2 separate regions of the Mus musculus genome follow, and region 1 is linked to region 2. Evidence: chromatin contacts called from ENCODE Hi-C or POLR2A ChIA-PET data. All regions are on one chromosome and are shown on one strand. The core of a region is the stretch at or near the end of the contact, and the rest is flanking DNA. Distances in the headings are between cores, read along the strand shown. Region 1 has its middle 5.2 kb from the start of Gm36834. Region 2 has its middle 34 kb from the start of 4933435C09Rik.

Region 1 (2,903 bases), core at 87-2,586, 44 kb before region 2:
CTTGCTCAGCTTGCTTTCTTATAGAACCAAGACTACCAGCCCAGAGATGGTCCCACCCACAAGGGGCCTTTCCCCTTGATCACTAATTGAGAAAATGCCTTACAGTTGGATCTCATGGAGGCATTTCCTCAACTGAAGATCCTTTCTCTGTGATAACTCCAGCTGTGTCAAGTTGACACAAAACTAGCCAGTACAGGGCTAAAGTCCTGGTTCTGTAAAACCCTGAGCTTTCCTAAAGCAATCTGTAGGGACCTAGGACTCAGGTCCCTGGAGACATCCCTGTGAAGGTCTCCTAAACTTCTCATCTCCATGTGTGTGTGTGTGTGTGTGTGTGTGTGTGTTTGTGTGTGTGTGTGTGCATGTGCGCACGTGGACATGTCTGTCTGTCTGTCTGTCTGTCTTCTCTAGGACTAACCCAGATAGCCTAGAACAGGAACAGCACATCTGCTATTCATGTCCATATGGTGGTGCAGACCCTACCTCCCTTTTCTTTATTTTTTAATTAGTATACAAGATAGTGGGGTTTAGTTTTTTCATTTTTCATACACATTTTTATTCTTGGTCCTTCCCTTTCTTAAGGAGACAGCTTTCTGGTATAGAGATAGAAGCCCCGCTTCTTGGGGACAGCTCTGACTCTCGACAGTCTTGGCAGGAGAAAAAGTGTGACTTTTTGAGAGTACAGTTTGTACTAGGACTGATCGCCCCTGCCCTCCAAGTCCTGAGGACGACGGATTAAGAGCATGGAATAAAGATGGTGACTGGATGAAATTTTAGAGCGCCTTTGCAGTGGTTTGGCCTCCTCACCAGGTGCCTGCCACCCTTTGGAAAGCTGATCCAGGAAATTTCGCACCGGAAGTCGTAGGCAGCTCCAATCAAAGCAGTCTTCCTCTAGAGCACCCTCTCCCCACTCCCTTAAAGTCTTCTCTCTTCTTTCTTAAAAATTTAAAACTCACATACAGTTCAAAATTTATCAGCACGTGTGATGCTGTGTGGGAGTTGGCTCTTTGCTTCTACCACGTGGATCCTGGGGCTTGAACTCGGGCTTTTCGCTTCCGTGGTAAGCGTCACTCACTGGAGTGTACTGCAGAGTGTCGTCCCACCCACTGTTTGAACTTTGAATTTATATGCTCAAATAATCCTCCTGCCTCAGTCCCCCAAGTAGCTGAGACTACAGATGTACACACCCTTGCTGGATTTTGAGCCCCAGTTCCTCAGCTTGTCCCCCCAAGTTAGATATCCTCCTACTCCTCCTCTTGTTCCATCTGTCTTTCAAACACTGCAAGCATGGCTCACGCCTGAGCCAAAGCCGGTTTTGCTGAGCTCATCAGAAAAGCTGCCGGTGCGGCAGCGGTGCTTGCTGGGAGAAAGTCAGTGGCCCCTGCAGGGCTCACACAGGGCTCATGGAACGGAACGGGTGTGAACTGCCACAGATTCGCTCTGGAGCCCTGAAGTCTCTCACATAAGGATGTTCAAAGGACATATTCACTCTCTAGGATCCCTTTCTTGGGTGACTTCTTGCCTCTTCCTGCCTTCTTCTGCAGCCTTTGCCTTCTTAACATCTGGGAACCCCATGATGGCATGCAAGGACTCTAGATGTCCAAGGAGCCAGCCAATCCTCCAGCCCTGCAGGCTCCATTGCCACAAGCAGTTTGAGAGCTTCTTCTTGCAAAGACAAGTAGGGAGAACACTTCCAAGCTATGCCTGTTTCTTCTTTATTTTCTGACCCCACCCCCACCCCCGGGGGTGGGGGCTGAAAAGCCAGCTGGGTTTTTCTTTTTCTTTCTTTCTTTTTTTTTTTTTTTTTGTACAGTACGTTTTGGCAGCCCCCCTTTTTTTCTGACAGAAAAAAAATAACAGGCATATTTTGGGCGATTACTCAACTGGGGTCCTTTGTGACAGGATACGCAGCTGCGTGACTAATGGAGCCGGCTTTCTCCTGGTTTCCTTCTCCTTTCAAAGCTCTTGTTTACTGCCCTATACCAAAAAGGGGGGGAAAAGCCATACGCTACAGATTTTTATATGTTAAGAAAAGCTTTGTGAAACATATAAGCTATAAATCCTATGGATAGTCCATTTCCAGCACGCCATCACCCACCCTCCACCCCAGCGTCTTTAAAGCTCTCAAGCTCTTGACTCAGGACATGGGAATTTTTTTTTCTCACTTGCGTCCCTACTTTCTTCTGAACATATGTCCAGCAGATCGTGTGTGTGTGTGTGTGTGTGCGTGTGTGTGTGTGCACATGAGTGTGCTTGCAATGGGGGGGGGGTTGGGGGGCGGGGAGCAGGATGGGAACCATATTTATGATGCTTAATTCAACAATTGCTAAAGGAAGGAGTAATGACTTCCAGGGGTTCAGGGCCTTTGTGTTTCCATAGCCTATGACAGTTTTGTGGTGTAAGCAAAAGTTATTAGAAAGCACAGGACTAGCTTAATGAAGAAAGGTATCTGTTGAATGGGGAGGGATTGCCTCTTGACAGGAAAGTCTGACTTGTTGGCTTTGGGACTCTGAAGTCTGGGCTTTCCCGGAAAAGTGTTGGAAGAGATTCTCTTTAGCTTGTTGTGTTTGACGACTGGAACTGGAAGTGTGGGTTTTGGAGAGACCACCAAATGGCTTTCTAGAGATCCATGGCTTTGTACTTCGCAAAAGTATCTGACCTCTGGGTAAGAAAAGTCACCTAGTTAGTTAGATTTCATGGAGACAGAGCCTTGGAGACCCAGCACAGGACCTGCGACTCTGTGATGGGTTTGAATTTTAGTTGCTATCTGGATGGAACTAGTCATTAATAACTCTTATGTTTCAGTTGCTTGGATGTTGGAAATTGGAATAGTGTCCTCTCTTTAATCTGCATTGGAGCAGCGTCCTCTCTTCAATTTGCTGGCGTGAGGAGGAAGACAGAAGAAG
Region 2 (3,179 bases), core at 54-2,553:
ATCGCCCATTCATCTGAAATTGCAGGGAGGCCCTCATTCAATCACCCTAAGTGGAATCTGATCTTTATCTTGGGATAAACATTCCAAATGGAAGGTGAGTGCTGCCAGATAAGGGAGATAAGAAAGCCATATGGCCCTGTCACTGCAGGCTCCCTGGAGCTTATTCCTATAAGGATTAATGAGTCTGAAGGGGGATCTTATAAAGTCCTGTCTCTTGAGAAGGCAGAGCCTCCCAAGCCCCTATGTGGGCATGTGCACTGTCCGCAGACATAAAAGGCTAGAACTCAGACCTTGCTATTGCAGCCCTCTGGTCTTACTAGGGACCTCCTGCCTGCTCTGTCCATCTCTCTTCATTGCAAAAGCTTCACTATTACCAATGTTTATAACTCTACTGAGGATCCCAAACCCAGATTCCCACCTTGATGTAGGAATTCCCTCTGCCCACCTGCATCCCTGTTCAGGGCCCTGACCAGTAATGTCTGCCAGGATGGTAGGGGAGGGGCATTTTCCAGGTTGAGGGTTTTCTCTGGGTCTGTTAGGGCCTGGAGACGCAGGGAAGCTTGCAATCCCAGGCCTGGGGGAGGGCAGGTAATATGAACTCCCAAGAGAAAGGGATCTGGGGCAGAGGAGAGAGGGAGGGGAGAAGGCTGGCTTTCCAGCATGTTCTCTATACCCTGGTATCGAGAGGCACTCCATCCTTCATTCCTCTGGCGCTACTGCTCCTGCATAGCTGTGCTGACTCACAGTGGACATCAAGGTTCACAAGTGACTGTTCCCAGCGCTGGGGCAACTTCCAAACTGGGTCATGGTAACCAATGGTAACCGGAAGAATAGCCTATAGAGTCTGAGTGTCCCCATAGCTCTCTCTACAGACAGAGTAAGTAAATTTTACCAAGAAGGGAAACTGAGGCTCAGAGAGGCTGAGAGGTTGCCTGAGTCTGCATACGCAATAAGCGCTGCTGCGGCCAGTTGTCAAACCCTGAAGGTCAAACCTCAGAGTCACAATCTTGATGCAGAGAGGGGCCCCGACAGACACTCAGTGACTATTTCCTGTCTTCAGCAGCTTTGGTCAGTGGCGGGGAATCAGAAAGGCACTTGCCCAGACTCTCCCAGCCCTCACGTTGGACAGCCTCAAGTTAATGTGGACAGTTGTGCCTGACTGTCAAGCAAGCCAGTCTGAGCTGGATTCCATACTTTACTTGCTGAACAATCCAAGCCTACTGCTCTCTGAACAGCCCTGGCCAGGAAGAGACCACCCCTGGATCCGGAGTCCGGCGCATGGCAGGGGGAGTAGGAAGAGCTGAGGAGGGAGTGTGGGGCCCCAGAGTTCCAGCGGTGGGTTTCCCTGCTTCAGGCTTGCCCTGGCCAATGGTCTTGCTTTCAGGCTTCTCTGTGCTCTGAGCACATCTAAACATTTGGAGAAAAACAAGAAAGTGAACAATAGGCGCTTGTGGGCTGGAGAACAGGGCTGACTTCCCCCTGGGACCCGGGCGCTGTTCGTAAGCTGCCCCAGCTGCACTCTCACGGTTGGGATGTCACTGGGGCCTGGCTGAATTACAGCCTTGTCCTCCATGGGGCCTGCTACCAACTCCTTTCATACCCGGGGAATGCAAATGTTGGTAGGGGGATCTGGAGCTGTGTAGAGACAGAAAGCTTGCTTTCCTGCCTGGAATTTGGGAAATCAGACAAAAGAACACACACACATACACATACCCCTATTTGGCATGGAAGCTCTGCCAAGCCATGCCCTGACAGTTGTGTCCTAACCAGAGAAGTTTGCCCCACAGGAAAAAAACCAAAACCCCAGCTCTCTATCAAGTGGACTCTGGGCACAGCCCCAAGAAGCTCAGAGTCCACAGGACCTAGAGACAGAATTCCTAATGTGTGCCAGAGCAGTTTCACCAGGAGGTGGTAGCAAAAGTACCCCCATTAGTTATAGCACTGAGGGAGGTGGGCCAAAGGTGCTCTTCTGAGCTGGCTCCTCTGAGGTTTTTAAGACTGTTGCTTCTCACCATTACAGCCTAAGCCACAGGGAATGAGAATGTAGTCAAAGTATCAAGATTAGAACAGAGAAGAACAAAACAGAGCCCAGACCCCCTCTCAGCTAGGGCTGACCAGTGGTATCATTCATACCCAGTAAGTAGGGCTAAGTTTCCCTGTCAAGAGTTCCTCACCTTTGTTCCCAGGACTGGAGGCGGCTTTGAGCAGTGTCCCGTCTGGGTGGCATCCCTGGAACAGGTCTCAGGCCCTGGTGTTTTTGAAGTAGCTGCCCAGACATCCCATCATAGGCTCAGGAGGGTGAATAGCCCTTCTACTCACCCCTCCCACTCCCCAACAATGTTCTGGATCTGAGAGCACTTCTGGGTTGTTTGTGCCCAAGGACAGGAGGAATTTGGCAAGAAGTCTGTGGTTGGAGGACAGTGCATTTACTTTGTGAAAGGATGAGTGAAGGACCATTCGGGGAAGTAGGGAGCACTGTTGTCAGAGTTGGGACTGGAGAGATTAGAATGGGTCAGAGGACTCCTATGAAGGACATGAGTAACAAAATGGGGGGTTCAGAACAAATGGGTTGACCTCTGGAGAGCAAAGGCAAGGCTTTAGTGTCTAAGAACTTCAAAATGGCTGTTAGGTCCCGCTAGATATGTGGTTCCTCCTCTTTCCTGCCCTAAATAGTTTTGGAGACAGAATCGTCTTTTTTTTTTTTTGAACTTTTATGAGTGTCTGTTTGTCTGTCTATATGTATGCACATCACAGGAGTCCCTGTGGAGGGCAGGAGGACTCTTGGGAATTGGTGTTATGAACAGCTGTAAGCTACCACGGGGTAGCTTACCCAAGCCAGGTCCTTTGCAAGAGCAGCAGTGTTCTTAACTTGAGCCACTGCTCCAACAGTGAGACAGTGTTTTTATGCAGCCCAGGCTGACCTCAAATTCTCATTCTCCTCCGTCTGTCTCCAGAGTGCTGAGATTAATGGACTACATTATCACCATACCTGCTCTTAGTCTACTTGTTGGTCACCTGGGACTGTGAAACCTTCGTAGTCTCTGCACTTCTCCTGCACTTCTCTGCACTGTTCCTTTCAGCACATTAACATGAGGCTTTGTTCCTTGTTAGGGAGCTGGGCTGAGTCCCACAGGGGCAGTGTCTCTAGGCACCCTGATCTTCTTGTATTCACTGCTCTC

What was found. Hi-C counts contacts between places; a loop is a spot of excess contacts on that map. ChIA-PET counts read pairs that join two places held with the same protein, here RNA polymerase II (POLR2A).
Region 1: a loop to region 2 is called in a map of gastrocnemius, with 2.0 times the contacts of the local background. The contact joins two enhancer-like sites. A Hi-C loop is called at or near these places in 2 of 37 maps with a recorded cell type or tissue (gastrocnemius and heart). POLR2A ChIA-PET finds 5 or more read pairs at or near these places in 1 of 5 experiments (embryonic stem cell).

Annotation. Positions count from the first base shown.
Region 1 is chr12:80,012,947-80,015,849 of GRCm38, reverse strand. No RefSeq gene overlaps it. Among named protein-coding and RNA genes, the nearest start is that of Gm36834, 5.2 kb to the left of the region's middle. Within about 2 kb of position 1,336, at least 2 of the 3 ENCODE cell types and tissues checked have a DNase peak (open chromatin) inside an H3K27ac peak, as active enhancers do; they include gastrocnemius and heart, where a contact is called at or near this core.
Region 2 is chr12:79,968,706-79,971,884 of GRCm38, reverse strand. No RefSeq gene overlaps it. Among named protein-coding and RNA genes, the nearest start is that of 4933435C09Rik, 34 kb to the right of the region's middle. RefSeq lists an enhancer at 1-3,179. Within about 2 kb of position 1,303, at least 3 of the 3 ENCODE cell types and tissues checked have a DNase peak (open chromatin) inside an H3K27ac peak, as active enhancers do; they include gastrocnemius and heart, where a contact is called at or near this core.